Linked DNA regions of Homo sapiens: regions 1 and 2 are each linked to region 3. The links are chromatin loops, found by intact Hi-C in ENCODE. Cell type or tissue: endothelial cell of umbilical vein. All regions are shown on one strand. Region 1 holds the start of LOC124909472 (a long non-coding RNA gene). Region 2 holds the start of FGF12-AS1 (FGF12 antisense RNA 1). Region 3 overlaps FGF12 (fibroblast growth factor 12).

Region 1 (8,000 bases), 920 kb after region 3:
GGAAAGGTGGAATAGTCGGCAGAGGTCAGTGGTTGTAAGGTATTTTTGGCCCTGAAAGGAGGATTGAATTTGATTCTAAGTTCAGTAATAGAAAGGATTACTTTTGAAGACTTTACACAGAGGATTGACATGTTCTAATCTGCATTTTAAAAGAATGAGTCCTACTTCTGTGAGGTAAATGGACAGTGTAAAGCAAGACCAAAGAAGAGACAGAAGAAGGGAAGTGTAATAGTTCAGGTGTGAGCTGCTGGTGGCTTTGAGTCAGAATAGAAGCAATGTTACCTTCATTATCCTCCTCTTGTACTGAGTGAACCTATACTACAGAATTATCACACTGAAGGATATTCTAATTTATATGTGTCTGCCACCTGTACTAGACAATAAACAGCTTGAAGATTGAGGGTGTATTTTATTCATCTTCCTAGCCCCCATCATTCAGGGTACAGTGCAGAGCTGACCCTTAATAAATGTTTGTAGCACAGATCATAGCAAAATGGTCTTTTCCTGTGATCCTGAAAAGTACCATTGATGTATACATGTATACATTGATGTATCATAGTCAAGAACCTATGATACCAACCTTGGTCCACTACTTATAGCTCTTCATCTTGTGTAGATTATTTGACCACAACATTCCCCTAGCCTCAGTTTATTCACCTTTCAAGCTCACGGTCCTATTAATAGCAAACTAGAAATAAATGAGCAAGGGCCTTGTAAAATTACATTGCAAAGTCTCATTGATTGCAAAGCATTATTATCAGTTCTGTTTCCTCTTCTTAAATATTAGCTTTTTATATTAGAAAGAAAGATTTTTTTCTCTTCAAGTTAGAACTCACCAGATGTCTCTTTGAAAATCTTAGGAAATGTACTGGTGATTTGGGAATGCAGAATAATCCTTTAATTCTCCCAGCCTTCTGTTGTTGTAGGTGGTTTAGAAGTCACAGATAATTCCCACTTCTTATAAATTTTCCAACCATCCTAATTCTTCTCTCATGCAGAAGACTGGGTTCTATTCATGAATCAAAAGCTGACACATAAATAAATATGTGGTATAAAGGCAGTGTGGTGTAGAGAAAAGATCACAGCACTTACAGTCAAAGGCCTGAAGTTTTTGGTTTTATCACCTTCTAATGTGGTTTGCAGCATGAATTAGGCATATCACTTACCATGTCTTGTGTCTAAACGTTCCGTCATATTGAGGAGACAAGAAAAAGTGTGTTTGGATTTCCTACAATATCCAATTCTCTTGTTCTCCAACATTAGTTGGTGTCTGACAATTCAATTCAATTCTGACATCAACTACCCCGAATTAACACAGATCCCACAAGTTAAGGGTTCCGTCCTGCAAGCCTGCCTCCACTTCTGCCAGTCACAACAAGGTCTTTAGGCTACCTGCACTTCTGCCTAACAACTATAAATTTGGAGGTTCTTCACAATCCCCCTTCAGGCTCCATAATTTACTAGAATGATTTATAGAACTCAGGAAGTCACTATACTTACGATTACTGTTTTATTATAAAGGAAACAATTCAGAAACAGTCAAATGGAAGAAGTGTGTAGGGCAAGATACTGGGGGGAGGGGGCATACAGAGCTTCTGTGCCTTCTCTGGGTACACCACTCCCCCAGTACATGGACATGTTCAGCAACACAGAAGCTCCCTTAGTAAAGAGTGTGTGTGTGTGTGTATGTGTGTGTGTGTGTAGAGATAAGGTCTTGCTGTGTGCCCAGGCTGGAATGCAGTGACTATTCATAGGCAAGATCATGATGCACTACAAACTCAAATTTCTGTGCTCAAACAATTTTTCTGCCTCAGCCTCTCAAGTAGCTGTGACTACAGGAATGTGCCACTGCACCTGGCTATGTTTCAAAGTTTTTATAAAAGTTTCATTACATAGATATAATCGATGAAAGCATTAGTTATTAAATTCTCCAGCTCTTCTCCCCTCCATGAGGTTGGAGACAGGGCTAATAGTTCTAATTCTTTAACCAGGTGGATGGTTTTTCTTCTGGCAACTAGCCTGCATCCTGAAGCTACCTAGGTGCACAGCAAGTGTTACCACGTTGGCATAAAATCAGGAATGGTCAAAAGGGGCTCATTATGAAAAACAAAATTCCAACGGTTGGTTGTAGGTGGTTTGTGTCAGGAACCAGGGACAAAGACCAAATATATATACTTTTTTTTTTTTTTGAGACGGAGTCTCGCTCTGTCGCCCAGGCCGGACTGCGGACTGCAGTGGCGCAATCTCGGCTCACTGCAAGCTCCGCTTCCCGGGTTCACGCCATTCTCCTGCCTCAGCCTCCCGAGTAGCTGGGACTACAGGCGCCCGCCACCGCGCCCGGCTAATTTTTTTGTATTTTTTTTTAGTAGAGACGGGGTTTCACCTTGTTAACCAGGATGGTCTCGATCTCCTGACCTCATGATCCACCCGCCTCGGCCTCCCAAAGTGCTGGGATTACAGGCGTGAGCCACCGCGCCCGGCCTATATACTTTTATTGTACCACAAATGGCAATCAATTAGGTTATTTCTAATTTTTCTTCCAGTTCTAAATATTCTGCCATTGGTTAATTTTTATTTGTACTCCACTTCCTAAAGTCAGTTCTGTACTATTGAGCACAAAACCACATGGGTATAGAAGCACGTGGATTATATGAATCTTAACACAATAGTAGGATAAAAATGGTTAACTCTTCATTCCTTACCAGCATCACAAAAGGAAAAGATTCTCAATGCTAATAAAATTTCCCAAGATTAAGAAGAAAGAAAGAGACATTTAAACAAAAATAACAATTTGAGAGGTGGAGGAAGAAAATAATTTAATGCAATAATCTCATTAATTCTGACTTCCTTCTAGATTTCATCATACCTTAAAACTGTACATAATAGCAAATTTTTTTCTACAAACTATTCAAGTAAATAGGATAAACTACTTTCTGAGAGGATTGCTTAAAATCAGGTAAGATAGTGAAGTTAAACATCAAAAATATATAAACACATTCATGAACAAAAATCGAAATAATGATAAGCCACTCACGCCAATTTACCCAGTCATCAAAGCACAAATTATAAAATTCCAAATTTAAAAATAAAGTTAAAAAGAAAGAGAAATGAGGAAAAAAACTAGCCTTAGTTGCTATAAATCAAGCACAATGAGAATTTCCTGCTCTTGCGTTTTGGTCCCATTATTATTTTCGTGAGAACTGTAACTGGAGATTTGTCCCTTTGGGATACGTAAGCGACTATGGTAAGGGTTTTGCTCTCCACCTTCAGATCAAAGTAGATGCCATGTTTTTCTCCAGATGACTTCCTGTACATTCTCTCTTCTCTCATGGCCAAATAACAAATGATCAGAAAGTTACTAACAAATGCTTTACTGTTAACTGGCAAGAGGGTACGGTAAGCTAAACTTCAAATTATTCCAAAAGTAACAAAGGTTATTTTCAGCCAGTCAAGGGAAGTCACATTTACAGCACCACCTTGTGAAAGAATAAGGAACTTGCTTGCCAAGGTAAGGAGCAAGAAGCGAACCTTTCTGAACTCATTAAAGGAAATTTTTCAAACGCTTAACTTCCTTTCCATTATCTATTAGTTACTTCACAATATATGTGTATGTACATGGACAACTCAATTTGGAAAATTTTTCTACTTATTTTCAATATTTTTCTCTCAGCGCAATTATTTCACTATTAATTATCAGAGCCATATAAAATAAAGGCAGTATGTACTGTGCCTAAAGAAATATGGTTTTATATTCAAGCAAAATGTATTCCTTTTCTGTATCCCCGTCTTCTCTTCCTTGAACCTCTTTTCTTATAACTCCATAGATATCAAGACTCTCCTTTTTTTAATAAATGGAAAAAAGGCCAGGGAATTCATGTCTAATAGTTTATCATAGCAGGGTATAAATCAAAGCAACATAAATACTGTGTGTATTATCTAGTATTCCAATCAATATTTGTTCTACAAATTAAAAATGGAAAATGCATGGATACTGTGCTGCTTATTATTGAGTCGGTTTTCTGAATTTTTGGATTAAGATTCCCAAATAGTTTACTCCTTAAATTGTGCAAACTGCCATTCTAGATGTTTTCTTTTTCTATTTATTTGCAATGTGTAAAATTACGTGGCCCAGTGGTTCCAGATTTTCGTGTGCATAAGAAGTAACTAGAGTATTTGTCACTTGTTACCAAACCCTATTCCCAGGCTTTGATTCCAGAGAACTGAAGTGGGAGCCCTCTAATCTGCATTTCAACCAGTTCGCAGATGATTCTAAAGTGGGTGACCCACGGCCACACTTTGAGGAATAACGTTCTGATTCTAAACTATCTCATTTTGCCATTTGAATTTGTTGGCCTCTTGTGGGATTCCTAATTTGTGTGTAACTTCTCCCATTTAATCAGTTAATTTTCCTCTTCTACCATGTTTTCCATGTAATGTTTTGTCCTTGGATCTACTTCTATTCTATTTTTATATTATTCAATCTTCTGAATTTCTTTTTCTGTCAGACACTGAAAACTAAATCTATATTATACTCCATAGTAATGTTCCCTCCACTATATAGCAGACAATCTAGGTGTTTTAAAACTAAATAACCTTACAGCAATTTACTCGTTTTTAACTAATGTGCAATTCTGTTCAGGCTGCCTTTCCTACAACACTTAGGATTTCTGAGTGCTAACACCTCTCCAGTCCTATTCTATGACCTCCAACCTCCTAAATCTAATTATCTCCAACTTTAAAAATCTGCCTGAGTAAAATCCGTAAGCAGAAAGAACAGGCACAGCTGTACTCTAAGCACAGCTCTATTTACTACAATTCTTTTAACTTTTCTAATTAAAGTTTCTACAGTTAGGCATTTAGAGTATTTGCAGTAATTTTGTTTTCACTGCACTGAAGGTAGGTCATTAGCCTCCACAATTTGAAGAAAAAAATAGGCAGGGAAAAAACATATATATACATATATATATATTTTTTATATATAGGCACACACACATATACGCACACACATAATATGTATGTATACATTGTATATATAGTGTATGCATTTCAAATGTATGTAAACCTATAACAAACACATATGCATATAAATAATAGAAAGCCACATGGTGTGGTAGAGAGAACTCTTTACAGTGGCTATTGAGCAACACCTTGATTCCGCCATTAGCTTTTGCAACATTCTCTTCCTTCTTTGGGCTCTGTCCTCATATTCCAAATCGGGTTTGAATTTGATAGTTAAGAGGGGTCTAAGATTCCTTCCAGATCAAGTGTCATGGGAATCGTAAGGTCACAGAGTAGTCAAGTTGCTCACTTTCTAAATGATCAAATAGGCACCGTTTTAAGCTAGAAAGTGATTTGTACATAGGAGAGATTGTACCATAATTCCTCTTTCAGCCCATTTCTAGTCTGCATTGACAGCTTCTGTTCTGGCAAAGGAAAGTGGGAACTAAGGCAATTGCTTATCTTAATATTCACATAGCCTAGGCCTATTCCTTTCATCTCCCACACTCTTCATTCTAGCCTGAGTTTCAAGGTCCCTGAAATTCTGTGTTTCCAAAGCTCATCTAGTTCATAGACATTATTGTCATCTCTTGGTTTCATAGCAGTCACCACTCTCTCCTCCATTGCTAACAGAAAGGTCCTTTCTCCCACCTTCAAAAACCCAGCTTGGAACCTTTCACAAAAGCATATTGTGTAAACCTAGAACTGAACTTCCAAAAGTTAATAAGATGGCTAAAAAAAAATTCACCTCTGCTGCTTACATTCTCTGAGACCTTGAACAAGCTTTTTAATTGTATTGGGCCTCTACAAATGAGGATTATAACACCCACCTCACGAAATTGGTGTTGGCATCAAAGACGATGAGGTCTAAAAAATCTATCCCAGACCTGACCCGTTGCAAATGGCTGGAAACCATTAACGCCTCATCTTTCCAAGGAATGTATGAGAGATTAATTCCTTTTTACATCATTTAAAGTCTGTAAAACTATAATGTTATTGTCATTATTTGAGAAACAAAGTTCGGTGCTGTGCAAAGAACACATAGAAAACTGCCCACGCACATCCTGCCACTGTCATTTAGAAAAGAGTTTTAATTCCGCAAAAAAAATAAACAGGAGCAATGAAGCTATGCAGCTGTACCTGATTTCTACCTGATTTCTGCCATTATATGTGAGTAAATCTCTTGCCCTTTGTGGATGTCGAGGACCCCATCTGTGAACTGCCGAGACGGAGCTGTGTGACCTCTTAAGTGTCCTTCCTGTTCAGAGATTGCAGCGATACAGTCAGAAAGAGGCTCTGCCATCACAGCTCGGCACCCCGGGCAGGCAGGCAGGCGCTGTGCCAGAATGACTCCCTCCTCGCCTGGGAAGGGTTTCCCTCGGCTGCAGCAGCAGCTCCAAGGAGGCTGCAGGCAAGCGGGGGCGGCACTCCCACGCAGCTCCTCAGAGACAAGGCAAGTGCTGCCTTCCAACCATCAATAATGCAGTATTTTGTCCGCAATAAATTCCCTCCAAAATTAATGAAACAGCCCTTTTAAATTCTCCCGTCACTGCCTCATACAGCAGAAGCTGGGCTAGGCTTCCTGCTCTCTAAATAAATACAGAAGCCGTATAAAGTGTCTGGAGGCAATATCTAGCTTGCTGGGACACAATCTAATCTTTTCAGCCGCGTACAGAAACAAGGAAAAACAAAGAAACCCAGCACCAATGTGTTTGATCTTTATTGCAAAAGGCACTCACTCTATCATACACACAAGAGCCCACACACCTGGGCAAAAGTTTATGGGCATCCATCGTCTCAGTCACTTCCACTTTGCTGTTTTCTGCAATGTGACCTAGAGGATACCCGTAAGGAGGATTAGAGGTGAACTTAACTCCAGATATTATCTAGGAACTCCCCCTTCTTTTTACAGGTGAAGAAACTAAAATCCAGAGAAAGAAACGAACAAAGAGCTGCAATCTACAGCCTAGGGTCCTAGTAGCCTGAATCGGCTCTTCTCCATTTTTAATGTGCGTAAGATTCAGTAGGTCTCAGGTGAGACCCTATAGAGTGTTCATTTCTAAGAAGCTCCCAGGTCCTGCTGCCGGTGGCGTTCCATGAAGCATGATTTTAGTATCATGTATCTAGAAAATCATGAGCCCCACTGAGGCGAAGCCAGTTATTTTTTTACTGTGTTCCCTGCACCTGACAACATCAATCCAGTAGGTATTTAATAAAAGTTTGTCAAATAATTACTTAGTACACCTAAGAGGCAGCATTGCATTGTGGCTGGAAACATGGACCCTGGAGCCATTCTGCCTAGGTTCACATCCTGACAACGGCATCAACAAATTGTGTGCCTTGGGCAAGTCATTTAGCTGCTCTGTCCCTCAGTTTTCTCAATCATAAAATTGCATCGCTAATAGTATAATGTCTTACAGGTTGCTGTGAGGGAGGGAAATGAGCTAATATAAATAAAGCACTTAGAATAGTATCTGGAGAGTGAGAAAACATAAATATGACTTACTTATGGTCACATAGCTATTTAGAGATCTGGGCAATTTATATTTTTTAACATTTTAGTTCAGTATCACCATTCATATCTTTTAAAATTTTAGTTCAGGATCATCAAGCAATACCTGGCAGAAGAACATTCTATTTATTTAGTTATGAAGGATGGCATTTCTACCCTACAAACCTTTAGAGATATAAAATGTAAGTGTAAATCACATAAAAAGACATTATATAATTGAAGGTAGCTGATAAATGAACATACACATGTAAGCCAATCAGAAACTAAGCTCAAGCCTTATAGAGCTGAGTTCAAATTCCAGGTCATTCACATCTAAACAGCGCACAGGTAAACCATTTATTCTCTCAAAATGACAACTGGCATATAAATAAAATGGAGAAATATCTAACTTAGAAAAATGGTATATAGAATAAATGAGATAATGTGTAAACTCAAAATGACAATTGGCATATAAATAAAATGGAGAAATATCTAACTTAGTATAATGATA
Region 2 (8,000 bases), 190 kb after region 3:
ATTAATTTGTAGAGTTTATTAAAATAGCCTTTGATTTTTAAAATTTTCCCTGACTGATCATTACTTGCTTATTATTTCTTATATTGGGTGTTTGTGCTTCTTCCTTTCCTTTTTGACTGGGCTACTTCAGTGGTTCTCAACTGGAACAATTTGGTTCTCAATTGGAACAATTTTGATACCCCCAAGGGGAAAATTGGCAATGTTCATAAACACTTTTGGTTGCTAGAACTAGGAAGGGGAGGGCTACTGGCATCTGGCTAGGGATGCTGCTCATCCCATAATGAACAGGACAGCTCCCACAACAAAAATTATCTTCCTTAAGTACCGAAGTGGAAATATCCTGGCAGCTAAAACTTATTTATATTATTATATTTTTTCAAAGAACCTACTTTTGTATTTATTTACTAGTCCTACTCTTTTGTTTCTAATTCATCAATTTATTTTAATCATTGCAATATTCTTCCTTCTACTTTCCTTAGGTTTCATGATTTTTAACTAATTTCTGAATATGAATGCTTAATGTGTTTTTCTTTTTACTTGTTCCCTTACATAAATATTTAATGCAGTGATTTGTTTTTCTGAACACTGCCTCAGCTGTACCCCATAAATACTGATGCAACGTATTTTTATTATTTGTCTCTAAAAGTCTTGTAATTTTGGTCTTGATCTCTTTTTTGATTGAAGATATACTCAAGAACAGTTGGTTTTGTTATTTGAAGTAACTTGAAAGCCTTTTTCTTTATTATGTGAATTTAGCCGTATGAATTTCATTCCTTAAAGAAATTTTTGCCTGCAGTCATGAGCCAGGCAATGTTCCAGGTGCTCGGGACACAGCAATGGACAGAACAAGCAGACATCCTTTCCCTCATGGAACTATCAATAGGGGAGATGTATTTAATTTTAATTCTAGCATAGAATTTCATGTTATCCTTTCCCATCTTTAAAGCTTTTTGTATTTCCTTTTTACCTACTTTGGAGAGAGAGAGAGTGCTGCTTCTGCTCATTAGAAAGTTGGTATTCTTGATCTAATATAATTTTTATACCCTAAATCCCCTGTTTCTTCAAACTGTTTTTGATTCTCCACTATAATCAGTGATGGAATTAGTATGTTTGTTTTTCTTTATACTGCTTTTTCCTCTTATCCCCTTGATTTCGGTTAATTACATAATCTTTGTAGTGTTTTCCTTTGAGATATTAAATACATTTATATTCACATTACTTATTTTGAAGTATTGAAAATATCCTTTAACTCCTGGTATTATAAGTGAGAAAATTACCATACTTATCACTCTCCCACCCAGTCATTTAACATTTACATTCTCTTCTGTCACCTTAATCCTTGCATATGTTTAAATCATTGTTCAACAAATGTATAGATTCAAATTTCAGTACTAATCTTTTTATATAGTCTTTCCAAAAATATCTTTCTGTTCAGTGAAATTCTTCTTCAGCAAGAACTCATGGGAATAGTATTCCCTGAATTCTTACATGTTAAAAATTGGGTTTTGTTTGTATTTGTACTTGAACACTGTGGCTAGATATTAAAGACTTGGATTATATTTTTCTTTCCTTGAATATTTTGTGGGCATTGATTCACTGTATTCTAGAATTAAATGTTGCTGTGTAGATATCTAAGGTCAGCTTTATTTTTTCCCTCCTCGTAATTGGCTTGTTCTTATTTCCTGAAAGCTCAAAGAAGTCCTTTCCTTACCCTTTAGGTTAGTTGCTTTAATAAGATACAACTTAAGAAAAAATAGAGGCTTTGCTTTGTTATGGTGAAAAGCATGATAGTATCATAAAATAAAAAATTACAAATAACATACAAAGTAGAGATAAAGACCTCTGAGAAATTGGGGGGAGATATGTCTTCTGACAAAATATCAGACCAAGATATTTATAGGATTTAAGCTGAGTCTTAAATAATTAGAGCATGAGGACTGGAAAAGGAACAGAATACAGCTGGGTGATAATGGGACATTGGGTGAGATAATCACTGTGCACTAGGTCATCTATTTTACCAGATTCTGAGCAGTTTGAAGTCAACAACTACTTCTGATGTCTTTTTATTTCTTGCAACTAGCAAAATCTTTTGCATATAACAGCTAAGTTTACATTTATTGTTGCATGTTATCATTCTTATTGTAGCAGATAAACATATTTATATTGGTTTTCAGAGCAAAAAAATAATAATTTTATCAGAAAATCATCTTAAATTCAGTGAAAAGTTGATATTCCAAAAAAAATAACAGGGGAAATCAGATAAGTCATTGTATTATTATTATAACATTGATTTATCTTTTCTTGAATGGCAATTATTGTCACTGCTGGGCTGGAAAAATCCAGAAAGCTCTCCAGTATATGGTAATTAGATATGGGATCTATCAGTCATCGTGTGGTGTTGAATAACAAACATATGGAAAAATGAAGCATGAATGCATCTGTTTTGTACTATTTCCTCTGAGCCTTCAGCATACTAATGGATTACCATAAGGGTGGGGATTCAACATGCACAACATCTATGAAAAATGTATAAGACAACTTTCCTGGTTGAGTTTTTCTCTACCAAGAAGGTCATATCTTGGACTTTCATTCAAAGACTATTATTTCTGGGATCTTCCCCCCTGCACCCATAGTGTCTAATACAACTTTTTCTCACCTTTCATCTTACCCTGTTTCACTAAGACCTCAGATATTTACTGGGGCTTTCCAACCTTAAACTTAGTTGTGACTTGGGTTACCCCATTAGCAGGATTAGTAGTCTATCACAACAGTCCCCAACCTTCTTGGCACCAGAAACCAGTTTCTTGGAACGCAATTTTTCCACAGACTAGTTGGGGGTTGGAGATGGTTTCCAGATGAAACTGTTTCATCTCAGATTTACAGGCATTGGTTAGATTCTCACCAACAGCGCTCAGCCTAGATCCCTCATATGCACAGTTCACAATAGGGTTCATGCTCCTATGAGAATCTAATGCCACTGCTGATCTGACAGGAAGAGGCAGAGCTCAGGCAGTAGTGCTCACTCACCCGCTGCTCACCTCTTGCTGTGTGACCAGTTCCTAACAGGCCACAGACCAGTACCAGTCTGTGGCCCAGGAGTTGGGGGCCCCTGGTCCATCACACACTTGAAGAGCTATTGTTAGAATAAGCTTCACATAATTAACGGCTTTGTCCCAATTTGGTATTAAAAGAGCAATTTCCCATCTTACTCTGTTCACCACAATTCAGTGTAAGAGATCAGGGATTTGTTCCTACTTCTTTAATGGAAAAACAAATCTATCAAAATCAGTAGTTCTGGAAACATCAATGCAAACAAAATGGACAAGTTTCCATGGATTTTTCTATTGTTCATTTTGAATAACATTAAAGTGCATGGATGCTACCATTTGTATGCAAACCAAATAGAGAATAGAAAAGAGCTAGCTTTTTATGTATCCTGCAGATATTTTTTGGGCTCAATTTATATTTTGGGCCATGTACACTTCTACATGTTACACATAGACCTCATGTCTTTTCGTAAGTATGAAGACTAGGAAAAGTTATACACTAAGCAAGCCCATTCTGTGGGATTGGAATGTTAACCTGTATTACACTAAAATCTCTGCTTTTATTAGGATGCTGGTCTACTTTCCAAGATGAGTACTGTTTGTGGAAAATGCACTTCCCATCACATTTGGGAGAATTAGATTAGTATAGACTTGACTCAGCATGAGCTTCAGCCATCCCAGGTTCACCATTGATAGGCCTAGCACTGTCCAAAGATTGCCATTGATAATGTGCTCCAGGAGGATTACATGTGGAATGACCAAAGGAATTCACTGAGTTAGAGTAAACTTTGGACCTGTGAGGAACCTTTGAAGCAGCCATAAGATGATGGAAAGAGCAATATACATGTAACACAAAAGCCTGGGATTACCTGCTCTGCTCTTTTCCAGAGACAACTCACTGAATTCCTTGAGCTTCCATTTACAAGTCTGTCCAGTGGCACATCAAATAAAATAATTGAAGTCTTTCTGCTTAAGAAAACTTTAAAAATTACAGTTCAGTCATTTTATAGTACAGGTTAACAAAACTGAAACTTGGAGTAAGAAAACGACCTGGTGGACCCCTACCATTATGCATCCACCCATTGTCTCCCCCTGCTGGCACACTCCAACCATGACCTCCCCTGCCAGCACGTACCTGCTTGCATCCTCCCCCTGTCAGTGCATACCTGCCCATAGTCTTTCCCTGCCAGTGCACACCCACCCTCAGCCTCCCCCTACTGATGCGTACTCGCCTGCAGCCTCCTCCATTGGTGCACATGTGTGTGGAGACTCCCACTGCCCCACTGGAGCAATTTTGCCAGCAGCCCCTGCCAGAGTGTTGTTGCAAGTGAACTGGGAACACCTCAGCACCTCCAGCACAGCAGGTGCTTAATCTCAAGGGGCCAGAGAGCAAAGCCACAGGACTAATCCCCCATCCCCCAGGATTACAGCATGCAGCCCAAGAGTGCTGAGGTGAGCTTTGGCTCCAGAAAAGCATTCAGAATTGAAACCAATCCATGAAACCCAATTTATACCATAGTCAAAACCTCAAGAGCATCAAATAATAGAAAAGCAAAAAGCCCCATCCAAAAGACAGCAGCTTCAAATACCAAAGGAGCATCAGTCCACACAGATAAGAACTAGTGCAAGAACTCTAATGATTCTTAAAGCCAGAGTGTCTTCTTGAGTCTAAATGACTACAACTTGCTCCCCAGCAATGGTTCTTAACCAGAATGAAATTGCTGAAATTACAGATACAGAATTCAGGAGCTGAATGACAAGGAACCACATATAGTTACAGGAGAAGGTTGAAACCCAATCCCAAGAACACGGTGAAACAGTCCAAGAGTTGAAAGAGTACACATCCATTTTAAGAAAGAAACAAACTGAATGTCTGGAGATGAAAAATTGACTCCAGAAATTTTATAATGCAATTGGAGGCATTAATAACTGAATAGATCAAACTGAGGGAAAAAAGTCTCAGAACTCGAAGACTGTTTTTTGGAATCAATGCAGGCAGACAAAAATAAAAAAGAATTTGAAAAATGAACAAAAGCTCTGAGAAATATGAGATTATGTAAGGAGACCAAACCTGTAACTCGTTGTCATTCCTGAAAGAGATGGAAAGAGAACAAGCAACTTGGAAAACATATTTGAGAATATTGGTCATGAAAATTTCCCCAACCTTGCTGGAGTGATCAACATGCAAATTCAGGAAATTCAGAGAACCCCTGCAAAATACTATACAAGATGACCATCCCCAAGACACGTAGTCATCAGATTCTTCGAAACCAATGTGGAAGAAAAAAATCTTAAAGACAGCTAGAAATAAGGGGCAGGTTATGTACAAAGGGAACTCCGCCAGGCTATAGTGCACTTTTCAGCAGAACCCTTATGAGCCAGAAGAGATCAGGGTCCTATATTCAGCATCTTTAAAGAAAAGAAATTTCAGCCAATAATTTCATATTCAGACAAACCAAACTTCTTAAATGGAGGAGAAATAAAATCTTTTTCAGACAAGCAAACACTAAGGGAATTTGTTACCACCAGACTTGCCTTATAAGAGATTCTTAAAAGAGTGCTAAATATAAACACAGGAGATGATTACCTGCCACCACAAAAACACACATATGTACATAGCCCACTGACACTATAAAGTAACTATACAATTAAGTCTACATAATAACCAGCTAACAACATGAGGACAGGATCAAATCCTCACATATCAATATTAGCCTTGAATGTAAAGGTACTAAATGCCCCTACTTAAAAGACACAGAGTGTCATGTTGTATAAAAAAGCAAGACCCAACTGTAGATCCATCTCACATGCAATGACATCCATATGCTCAAAGTAAAGGGATGGAGAAAGATCAAGCAAAGGGAGAGCAAGAAAGAGCAGGTGTGGCTATTATTATTTCAGATAAAACAGACTTTAAGCCAACAGTGATCAAAAGGGACAAATAAGGGAATTTCATAATGATAAAGGGTTCAATTCAACATGAAAACTATACTAAATATGTATGCACCCAACACTGGAACACTAAGATTCATAAAAGTTCCTGCAGACCTATAAAGAGACTTAGATAATCAAACAATAATAGTGGCAGACTTCAACACCCGAGTGACAGTATTAGACAGATCATGAAGGCAGAAAGCTAACAAAGATATATCAAATGTAAACTCCACACTTATCAAATGGAATTCGGAGACATCTAGAGAATACTGTATCTAACAACAACAGAATGTACATTATTCTCATCAGCACATGGCGCTTACACTTAGACTGGCCACATGCTTGGCCATATAGCAATTCTCTATAAATTCAAAAAAAAATGACATCATACAAGCTACACTCTCAGAACACAGCAAAATAAGAATAGAAATCAATACCAAGAAAATCTCTCAAAACCATACAATTACATGGAAATTAAACAACCTGCCCCTGAATGACTTTTGTGTGAAGAATGCAATTAAGGCAGACATCAAAAATTTCTTTGAAACTGATGAAAATAGAGATACAACAAACAGAATCTCTGGGACATAGCTAAAGAAGTGCTAAGAGGAAAGTTTATAGCATGAAATGCCTACATCAAGCAGTTAGAAAGATCTGAAATTAACAACCTAACATTACAACTAGAGGAGTTAGAAACACAAGAGTAACCCAACCCCAAAGCTAGCAGAAGAAAAGAAATATCCAAAATCAGAGATGAACTGAATGAAATTAAGACATGAAAATTCATATAAAAGATGAACAAGCCCAAAAGCTGGTTCTTTGAATGGATAAGTAAGATTGATAGACCACTTGGTAGATTAATAAAAATGAAAGAATATCCAAATAAACACAATCAGAAATGACAAAGGTGACATTACTACTGACCCCACAGAGGTACAAAAATTCCCCGGAGACTATTATGAACACCTCTCTGCACACCAACTAAAACACCTAGAAGAGGCCAAGTGCAGTGGCTCACGCCTGTAATCCCAGCACTTTGGGAGGCTGAGGCAAGCAGATCACAAGGTCAAGAGATCGAGACCATCCTGGCCAACATGGTGAAACCCCATCTCTGCTAAAAACACAAAAATTAGCTGGGTGTGGTGGCATGCACCTGTCATTCCTGAAAGAAATGGAAAGAGCTACTCAGGAGGCTAAGGCAGGAGAATCATTTGAACCTGGGAGGTGGAGGTTGCAGTGAGCCAAGATTGCGCCACTGCATTGTAGCCTGGCGACCCAGGGAGACTCCGTCTCAAAAAAACAACCAGAAATCTAGAAGAAATTGATAAATTCCTGAAAACATACAACCTCCGAAGATTGAATCAGGAATAAATTGAAATCCTGAACAGGCCAATAACGAGTTCTGAAATTGAATCAGTAATAAACAACATACAAACTAAAAAATACCCTGAACCAGATGGACTCACAGCCAAATTTTACCAGATGTATAAAGAAGATCTGGTACCAATTTTACTGACATTATACCATAAAATAAAGGAGGAGGGACTCCTGCCTAACTCATTCTATGAGGCCAGCATCATTCTGATACCAAAACCTGGCAGAGACACGAGGGAAAAAGAAAACTTCAGGCTAATATCCTTGATGAACATAGATATAAAAATCTTCAACAAAATATCAGCAAACCAAATCCAGCAGCACATGAAACAGCTAATCCACCACAATAAAGCAGGCTTTAGTCCTGGGATGTAAGATTGGCTCATCATATGAATATCAATAAATGCGATTCATCACATAAACAGAGCTAAAGGCAAAAATTACATGATCATCTCAATAGACACAGAAAAGGCTTCTAATAAAATTCAACATCACATCCCTTTGTTTTAAAAACTCTCAACAAACTAACCATTGAAAGACCATACCTCAAAATAATAAGAATCATCTTGACAAACCCATGGCCAGCATCATACTGGAGGGACAAAAGCTGGAAGCATTCCGCCTGACAACTGGAAGAAGACAAAG
Region 3 (8,000 bases):
GGCAAAACCAGAAAGTGCTTTTGACATTCAGACTTGGGTGGCGGAGGGGGATCCTGTTAGGAGACCACAAGAAAGTTGCAATTGAGAAAGATCTTGAAGGGCTTGAATAAGAAAAGCATTTTCTACCTGACCCAACTTGCTACACAATATTAACATCCTTTGGCTTTGGTTGGCAAAGCACAGTTGAAGTTCTAAGACATTCTCAGTGGCAGGTTATGTGAGTGCCTTGAGTCTGCACTCTGATCTAAGCAAACACAAAATCAAGAGGGATATTGTTTCAGATGCCAGCAGGCATGAGAAGAGGCTGTGTCCCCCATACCTACTTCTCTGCTGGTGGCTGCAGTAAGTGGCTGTCTCTGTGTTTCTTGGAAGTCACACAGATGAGTGCTGCTCCCTGCTGCCAAGTCTTAGTGACATTGATGCTCTCTCAGAATGGTACCAGGGAATGCACTTCAAGAGCCTCTCAGTATCTGCTCTTGAAAAAATTGTCTCTTTACACATCTTTCCAGAAACACATACTACTGGGCACTAAATGAAATGATGTGAGAACCACTCTACTGCTATTTGTATTTATTTACTAAATGAAATAAATGCCTACCATATTGATTAGAATTAACGTCAGATTGTCCTATCCAGATAATGCAAATCACATGTCAAAGTGTTCATGCTAATTTAAAAATTCATCTGTGTTTTATGTTCATTGAGAACCTAGAGTATGTTTGGCACTACTACGTACATCATGAGAAAGTGTTAAACAACTTACACTCTTCTACTTCTACTCTTTTTTTTTTTTTTTCAGAGACGGAGTCCTGCTCTGTCGCCCAGGCTGAAGTGCAATGGCAGTCTCAGCTCACTGCAACCTCTGCCTCCTGGGTTCAAGCGATTCTCTTGCCTCAGCCTCCTGAGTAGCTGGGATTATGGGCGCTTGCCACCACATCCGGCTAATTTTTGTATTTTTAGTAGAGACGGGGTTTCACCATGTTGGTCAGGCTGGTCTCGAACTCCTGACCTCGTGATCTACCCGCCTCTGCCTCCCAAAGTGCTGGGATTACAGGTGTGAGCCACCATGCCCAGCCTACACTCTTCTACTCTTATAGTGCTCTACAAACGTTATTGAAAAGTCCCAGGAAAAAAAGCTAGCATTTATTCAGCACATACTGCGTGCCATAAACCATGCCAAGTAATTACTATAATGTATTTTTGTATACCTCAAAATAATCGTATCAGTAAGTATTTTTATTTCCGTTTCAAAGATGACTACCAAACTAAGAGACAGTAAATTAGTAATTAACCTACGTTTCTACCGTTATTTACTTAAATAATTAAAATTTAAAATCAAGATTTTGGTTACAAGTCAAATACTCTTCTACTCTTGAGACATTTGGTTCTTTTAAATCCTGATACTACTTATGTAAGTGTCTCTCTTTCAAACATAGCTAAGGATAAAAGTAAATGTGCTCACAGTCTCTCTAGCTCTTAATATAGTTACTGGGATGTCACCATCTTTCTTTTGTATTACACTTTTTATCTCCTACAACTCTCAAGTAATTTAGGAAGTTGATGAAGAATATTATTATACATACTGGATTGCCATCATCTAAAATGGGGTCATCTCTGGGGTAAAATATAACATCTGTTTGAAGAGCTACACAGATTTCCAAATTTGAAGCCTAATATATTTTCAAAAGTAGCATTAAACATAATGCAATGTTCCCTTGTAGCTTCCTGCCTCATTTTTCACTTTATACCTGTATTTGTTCAATTTTAGGTGAGTAAAGAAAAGGATGTGATATTTTTCCCTCTGACAATACTATGAGGCTCATCACTCCCTAGCCCTCTGCTGTGCTAAGTGTGGAAACTAACAGAGGCCATTCCAGAGACCACATTGGAATCACAGACTATCAGAGCTAAAGCAGACCATGGAGGGCACCATTTCCCCCCTCCTTTTATAGATTAGGGAACTGGAGCCTAGCAAGGGGAGGAAAAGCCCAGGATCTTAGACCAAGTTAATGGTAATAACAACACCAAATCCAGGTCTTACACTACTAGTCCATGCTGTGTGTTATGTATAGCCGTGGGAGAGTTTGTGGATATTTATATGTGTTTTTCTACTTATGAAAACAGATAACTTTTCAATAACATTTGTAAAGAGCTATAAACTTGGTGAGAGTAAGTGTAACACCTATGAACTTGATCTCTTGGAGCTTTGTCTCAAGTGCTATTTATATCCATTTAAGAAAGTTGTAGTAAGACAGTTCCATCCCCATGTAATTTTAATGTATTGAAATTTAGTTTAATACTATTTAATTTTAATGTAATGAATGAATCTGATTACTACTCTGTTGTACCACATTTAAACCAATTATTTTCATTAAAAGCTACAATAGTACATGACTTTATAGATTAAATTCTATCACAGTTCTCTTAAAAAACTTTCAATAGCTCTCTGTTGCCTTTAGGATGAGGCACAAATTCCACAGCAATGCATTCTATTCGCTAGTGATTTATTATGATTTCTATCATATATCTCCATATATCTTATTTTCTTGACCCAATAAGCTGGTAACACTCTCCAAACACTGTTCATTCATTTATTGTTTTGTTTGATTGATTTAATTTTATTAATCATGAGTTTGACATATGAGAAATGATAGTAGACACATAGGATCGCTGCCCTGGAGGACTTCCACAGCCTGACATAACCTTGATGTTTGACACCTTTGTGCTTTTCCTTTCCTGTCTGTTTAGAAGGCCTTTCTCAGACTTATTCCTGGGAGACTGCATCCCACTTTTCCTTAAGTGGGCAGTTCTCATGTCACTCCATGGTGAAACCTTGTAAGGACCCTTGTAATTGAGAAGAGTGTCCTTCTCTCCTGAACATCCCAGCACAGAGCCCACCTTTCATTTGTGTTTGCTTCATTCTGCTATTACATAAAATATCAGGTCCATCCACTAGACAGTACGTTCTAAGGAGAGAAATTATGTTTTATTTCTTTATGTCTCCCATGTGATAAGCAGTTTGGCATGTGGTAAGTGCCCAATGACTGAGGGATGGATGTAAAAGGAAAAGCACATAAATGCTTTGGTAGAAAAAGTTGGCAGGAGACCGCTTTTCTTCCTCTCCTTCACCAGTTCTTACCTTAGCATTTTAAAATTTTATACACACATATATGCAGTATACATATAAAACAACAAATATGTGTATGCATGACAACTCACCTTGTATGCATCTTGTATGTAGGATGTATCATATTTTATAAACATATGTATATTGTATATGCATAAAATTATAAAATGCTGAGGCAAGAAGACTGGTGAAGGGATAAAAAACATGGCCTATTGCAAAGTTTTATTATAGGTAAACAAAGAAATTGGTAAGATGTAAAGATACGTGTGTGTGTTTGTGTGTGTGTCTCTCTGTGTGTACGGTGAATCATTGCTAAGAATAAACGTTGTTTATAGACTCTCCTCCTGTGGCATGTGATTCAAATTATATATATTCAGGACAAGGGCAAATTCATATCTTCATGAAATTTTCCCTAGACTATAGTTGTTTTAAAAGATAACTTGCAGGTTAATGAATACTCTAGCACTGAGTTGCAAGTTTTGTGTTTAATTGAATCCTTGAAGCCAAGATGCACAAGGGGTGAACTAATTAAAGAAATTAGTTATGTGACTATCAGATGCTGCAACATCTAACACATATATTAAAGGCAATGCCTGTCTTGAAATTACCTGGTGGAGAAGATCCTGAGGCAAAGTTTGCATCCTGCCTTTCAGCTCCTATGTATTTTTGGCATGGTGCACCAGATGTTTTGCAAACAGCACTACCTGGTGAAGAAAATTCTCATTAGCATTACAAATAATTCTGTATTTTGATGATACTTCTATGGTTACAAAAAGAATTATGACTCTCTTTTCCTATGCAATAAACCAGTGTGAGAAATTCCTACTGTTCTAAGGAATCCTGTTTTATTTGAAAATAGATGTCAGATGAACAGGATCTGGGGAAGTGGCCAGTGAAGAAATGCTTAGCTTATATGCTAACTGGGGACGTTTTGGGGAAAGCATTAATAGTCTTTTTTTTTTTGAAGACTTTATAATTCATTTGATCTGACGTGAAACAAATTTAAAGAGGGCGGGGTGAAGAAAAGGTCCGAAGAAGAAAATAAATTTCAAATTTCGGAGATCAGAGCTAGAATGCTAGTGTGACCTTGGACCACTTCCTCAGCAGCCTGAGCTTCTCTTTATGCATCTATAAATTAGGCATATAGTGAGTGTTGATAATAACTAGTAACTGTCTTACTGAGTGGTTGTGAGGCTTGAATGGGAAGCTTCTATAAACTGTGTCATTTTGTACCTACTAGCTTTTGTTAGAACTTTTTTAAAAAGCCTAAAATATAGTCTTTAATAGAAAAATTAAACCTTATACCAGAGAAACCACTGATCGTAGAATCAGGAGGCCTAGGCTGTGTTTCTGCTTAAGCTACCAAGAACTGTGTGACCTAAAGCATGTTGCACCTTTCTTGGTCTTCAATTTCATAATCTTTAAAATGAGGGCATAAGCCTGAATAATTCTTAAAGTTCTTTCCATTCCAAGTATTGTATGTGGTGATTCCATATCTAAATCTTTGCACGTAAATCTTTGTCATGAGAGTCTGTTGTATTCATTTTGGAAATGATCTTAAGAAACAAAAAGTTTAAGCTGTTTGCCCAGGCTCTCTCAATAAGCTAACAGCAGTTATACATTAGAATGAAAAACCCGAGAATTTAGCGACTTAATGCTGTGTTAAGTCGCTCTTCTAGATACATACTTATAAAATGGCTCCCTAAGATGGAACACTCCAAAAAGAAAATCAGAGGTTGGTATTTTATGCCAATATAATTTCTAAAACACTCACACATTTTAGTGGCTCTAGGAGAATTGCTTAGCAAAGCTATACATACTTTAATTACACAAATTATGCAACAGGGGGCTCTCTAACAAAAAAGAAAATTAGTGAGCCACACATTTAGGCCTGATTCTGCTTCAGAAGCAGGATTAAGTCTTACCCACAATTTTCAAGGAAGTAGAAGTGAGATGCTATGCTATTACAGGGCTCAGTTAGGATTATAAACTCACGGAGCTGTCATATCAAGGCTTACTTAGAAGATTTTCCGGTATTTGGAAGGGGAAAGCATGGGCTTGCTCCCAACTCTTATAGCTGAGAGCATTCTTCACATCAGGTTTTCCCACCCTGCCCAGCCACATGTTTTCTTTGCATATAGAACAAAAAAGAAGAGCTATCATAGCCATCACTAGCACCAGAACTAGCACCCTTCCTCTCCTACTACACTGGGACCACATAACTGAAATGTGATTCATCAATTACTAAGAGGCTGAACCCAAACTTGCTGAGTTCAAATCATGGTCATTCCCTTTGACAGCTGTATAACCTTAGCCAAGTTACTTTTTTTTGTTCCTCTGTTTACGTGTTGACAATAATACCCATTTAATAGGGTGGTTGTGATAATAAGTTGATACATATAAAGTGCTTAGACCAGTTCCTGGTAAATGATAAGCACTTGAAAAATGTTAGCTTTAAATAATATTGCCTTTATCCAGAGTTATAGAGAAGGGCTTTGTGGCACAAGATTAATGAGTCAGGTTTAGTTCTTCTGGGGACTGAGGGAATCTAGCCAATGGCCTGGGGAAAGAAGGATAACCAATGCTCTTTTCACTTTAGTTAACTACTCTGAAGTTACTTTGGAAGATGACAGAAAATGCTTCCTACTTTGTTTTGTTTAAGTAATATGATGTCGGTGAGCACTATATTTAGAGTCATAGAATTTTAGAGTAGAAAGAGACCTTAGCAATCATCTGGTTAATCTCATTTTAAGAATAAGGAAATAGAGACCAAAAAAGAGGAATAATTTGTTCAAAGTTCCGTACTGAGTAAGTAACATCAGAATAAAAATTCAGCTCAGGCTAGAAACAAATCCATTAGAATGTATTTCCTCTGTTGACTCTCCTCACTATAGAATTATCTCTGTCTTTTATCCAAATTATTACAAAACTGTTCACCAACAGTTATCTAAGATTTCTTATCTATATAGAAATTGTACACAGGAAAAAAAAATACCAAAAGCCAAAAAAAAATAAACTAAAGCAAAAACCTTTGAAGTCCAACTATGACAGGGACAGCTTTATGTTGTTTTGGGCCATCTCCCCAGTTAATAGACATCTTCATATTTCTTTCCTTCACCACCACCACCACTTATTCAGAGATAGAGGAATTCAGTTTGAACTAAAATTGGGAGAACTTAGCAGCTTCAAGAGAGTTTCGTTGAGATGAGTCATTTACTCTTTTTTTTTTTATTATACTTTAAGTTCTGGGGTACATGTGCAGAATGTGCAGGTTTGTTACATAGGTATACACATGCCATGGTGGTTTGCTGCACCCATCAACCCGTCACCTACATTAGGTATTTCTCCTGATGCTATCCTTCCCCTGGCCCTCCATCCCCTGACAGGTCCTGATGTGTGATGTTCCCCTCTCTATGTCCATGTTTTCTTATTGTTCAACTCCCACTCATAAGTGAGAACATGTGGTGTTTGGTTTTCTGTTCTTGTGATAGTTTGCTGAGAATGATGCTTTCCAGCTTCATCCATGTCCCTCCAAAGGACATGAACTCATCCTTTTTTATGGCTGCATAGTGTTCCATGCTGACAATCTTTGCTACAGCTACTAAAGCCATTTTTTTTTTTTCAAGTAAGCAGTCACATTGAAAATATTTGGGTACTCTAGACTATATACTTTTTTTTCTTATTGTTTAGACTCTCTAAAACTGAGTGTCACACATGGTTCCAGAACCCTTCCAAAAGTAATCTTCATTAAAGGACTTAAATCATAAAGATCATCAGTTATTCTTTTAACAATTTCTCATTTTATGGATGAGTAAATTGATGTACAGAGGTTAAGTGACCTTTCTATGGTCACACAACTTTCTCACCTACTGGTGGAACACATGCTTACTTTCTAATTTTAAAGATAATACTGTGCATGGAGTCAGTTAAACATTGTCAAGCAGGAAATGGGATGGTTGCCTTTTAAAGCTCCTAACTTCATGCATGTAGTGGCCACTGTCGATTCTCGTCGAATATCTCTCCACCCCCTTCATTGTGTTTTGTAGCATTTTATTGATAAAACATTTTGTAAGACTTTTTTTTTCCAATTTGTAGTCAGTTTTCTCCAATTGGTTTTGAGTTTTTCCAAATTGTGATTCTTGTTTTTCTTCCTGACAAATGAAATCAAAGATACTATATGATGAGCTGTGAGTGTGTACTGAGATTTACGTATTTCTTTCTTTTTGCCAATAATTAAGTGTAGCAGCCCATTTGATGTTGCTAAAAACAAATACCTGAGGTTGGGCATTTATAAAGAAAAGAGGTTTATTTGGCTTGTGATTCTGTAGATTGTATAAGAAGCATGGCACCAGCATCTGTCTCTGGTGAGAGCTTCAAGAAGCTTTCACTCACAGCAGAAGGCGAAGGGGGAACAGCTAGTGCCACATGGCTAGAGAGGGAGCAAGAGAGAGAGGGGGTACACCCCAGACTGTTTTTAACAATTAACTCTCACATGAACTAACAGAGTGAGAACTCACTCATTACCGTGGAGAGGGCACCAAGCCATTTATGAGGAATCTGCTCCCATGACCCAAACACCTCCCACCAGGTCCCACCTCCAACATTGGTGATCATATTTCAACATAAGAGTTGGAGGGGATTAACATCTGAACTACATCATTGAGTCTCCAGATTTCTCTGTGATTACTTTTAGTGGAATTGGTAGATCTCGTGGGAAATAACCATGACTGCAACTTAAAGTAAGTATTTCCTTTTCACACTCTCTAATATGAGCCTAACACTTAACCTGCAGAAGGCCTGATGTGAGGGAACCATAGCAGAGCTCCTAATAGCACGATTTCCACCCCCGACCATTTTCCTTTGGTTCTGTGCT

What was found. Peaks named below come from ENCODE experiments on the same cell type or tissue, not always from the same donor. Only the 100,000 strongest peaks of a DNase experiment are listed, where the experiment ranks them.
Region 1: a loop joins it to region 3, with 20 times the contacts of the local background. A loop is called at or near these places in 1 of 110 quality-filtered maps.
Region 2: it touches region 3 in a loop (12-fold over the local background); 1 of 110 quality-filtered maps calls a loop at or near these places.

What each region holds. Positions count from the first base shown.
Region 1 is chr3:191,498,254-191,506,253 of GRCh38, reverse strand. The region is part of intron 1 of PYDC2-AS1 (PYDC2 antisense RNA 1); the gene reads right to left. LOC124909472 (a long non-coding RNA gene) reads right to left here and starts at 1,428. Exons shown (of 2, transcript XR_007096215.1): 1 at 837-1,428. RefSeq lists enhancers at 5,848-6,401, 6,402-6,956. In endothelial cell of umbilical vein, a CTCF peak has its summit at 3,478 (motif pointing left); no DNase peak of the experiment used is centred here.
Region 2 is chr3:192,234,601-192,242,600 of GRCh38, reverse strand. All of the region lies in intron 4 of FGF12 (fibroblast growth factor 12), which reads left to right. FGF12-AS1 (FGF12 antisense RNA 1) reads right to left here and starts at 3,971. Exons shown (of 5, transcript NR_046596.1): 1 at 3,917-3,971. In endothelial cell of umbilical vein, no CTCF peak of the experiment used is centred here; no DNase peak of the experiment used is centred here.
Region 3 is chr3:192,420,177-192,428,176 of GRCh38, reverse strand. The region is part of intron 2 of FGF12 (fibroblast growth factor 12); the gene reads left to right. Among named protein-coding and RNA genes, the nearest start is that of FGF12-AS2, 91 kb to the left of the region's middle. In endothelial cell of umbilical vein, no CTCF peak of the experiment used is centred here; a DNase peak (open chromatin) is centred at 4,996; H3K27me3 peaks cover 233 bases.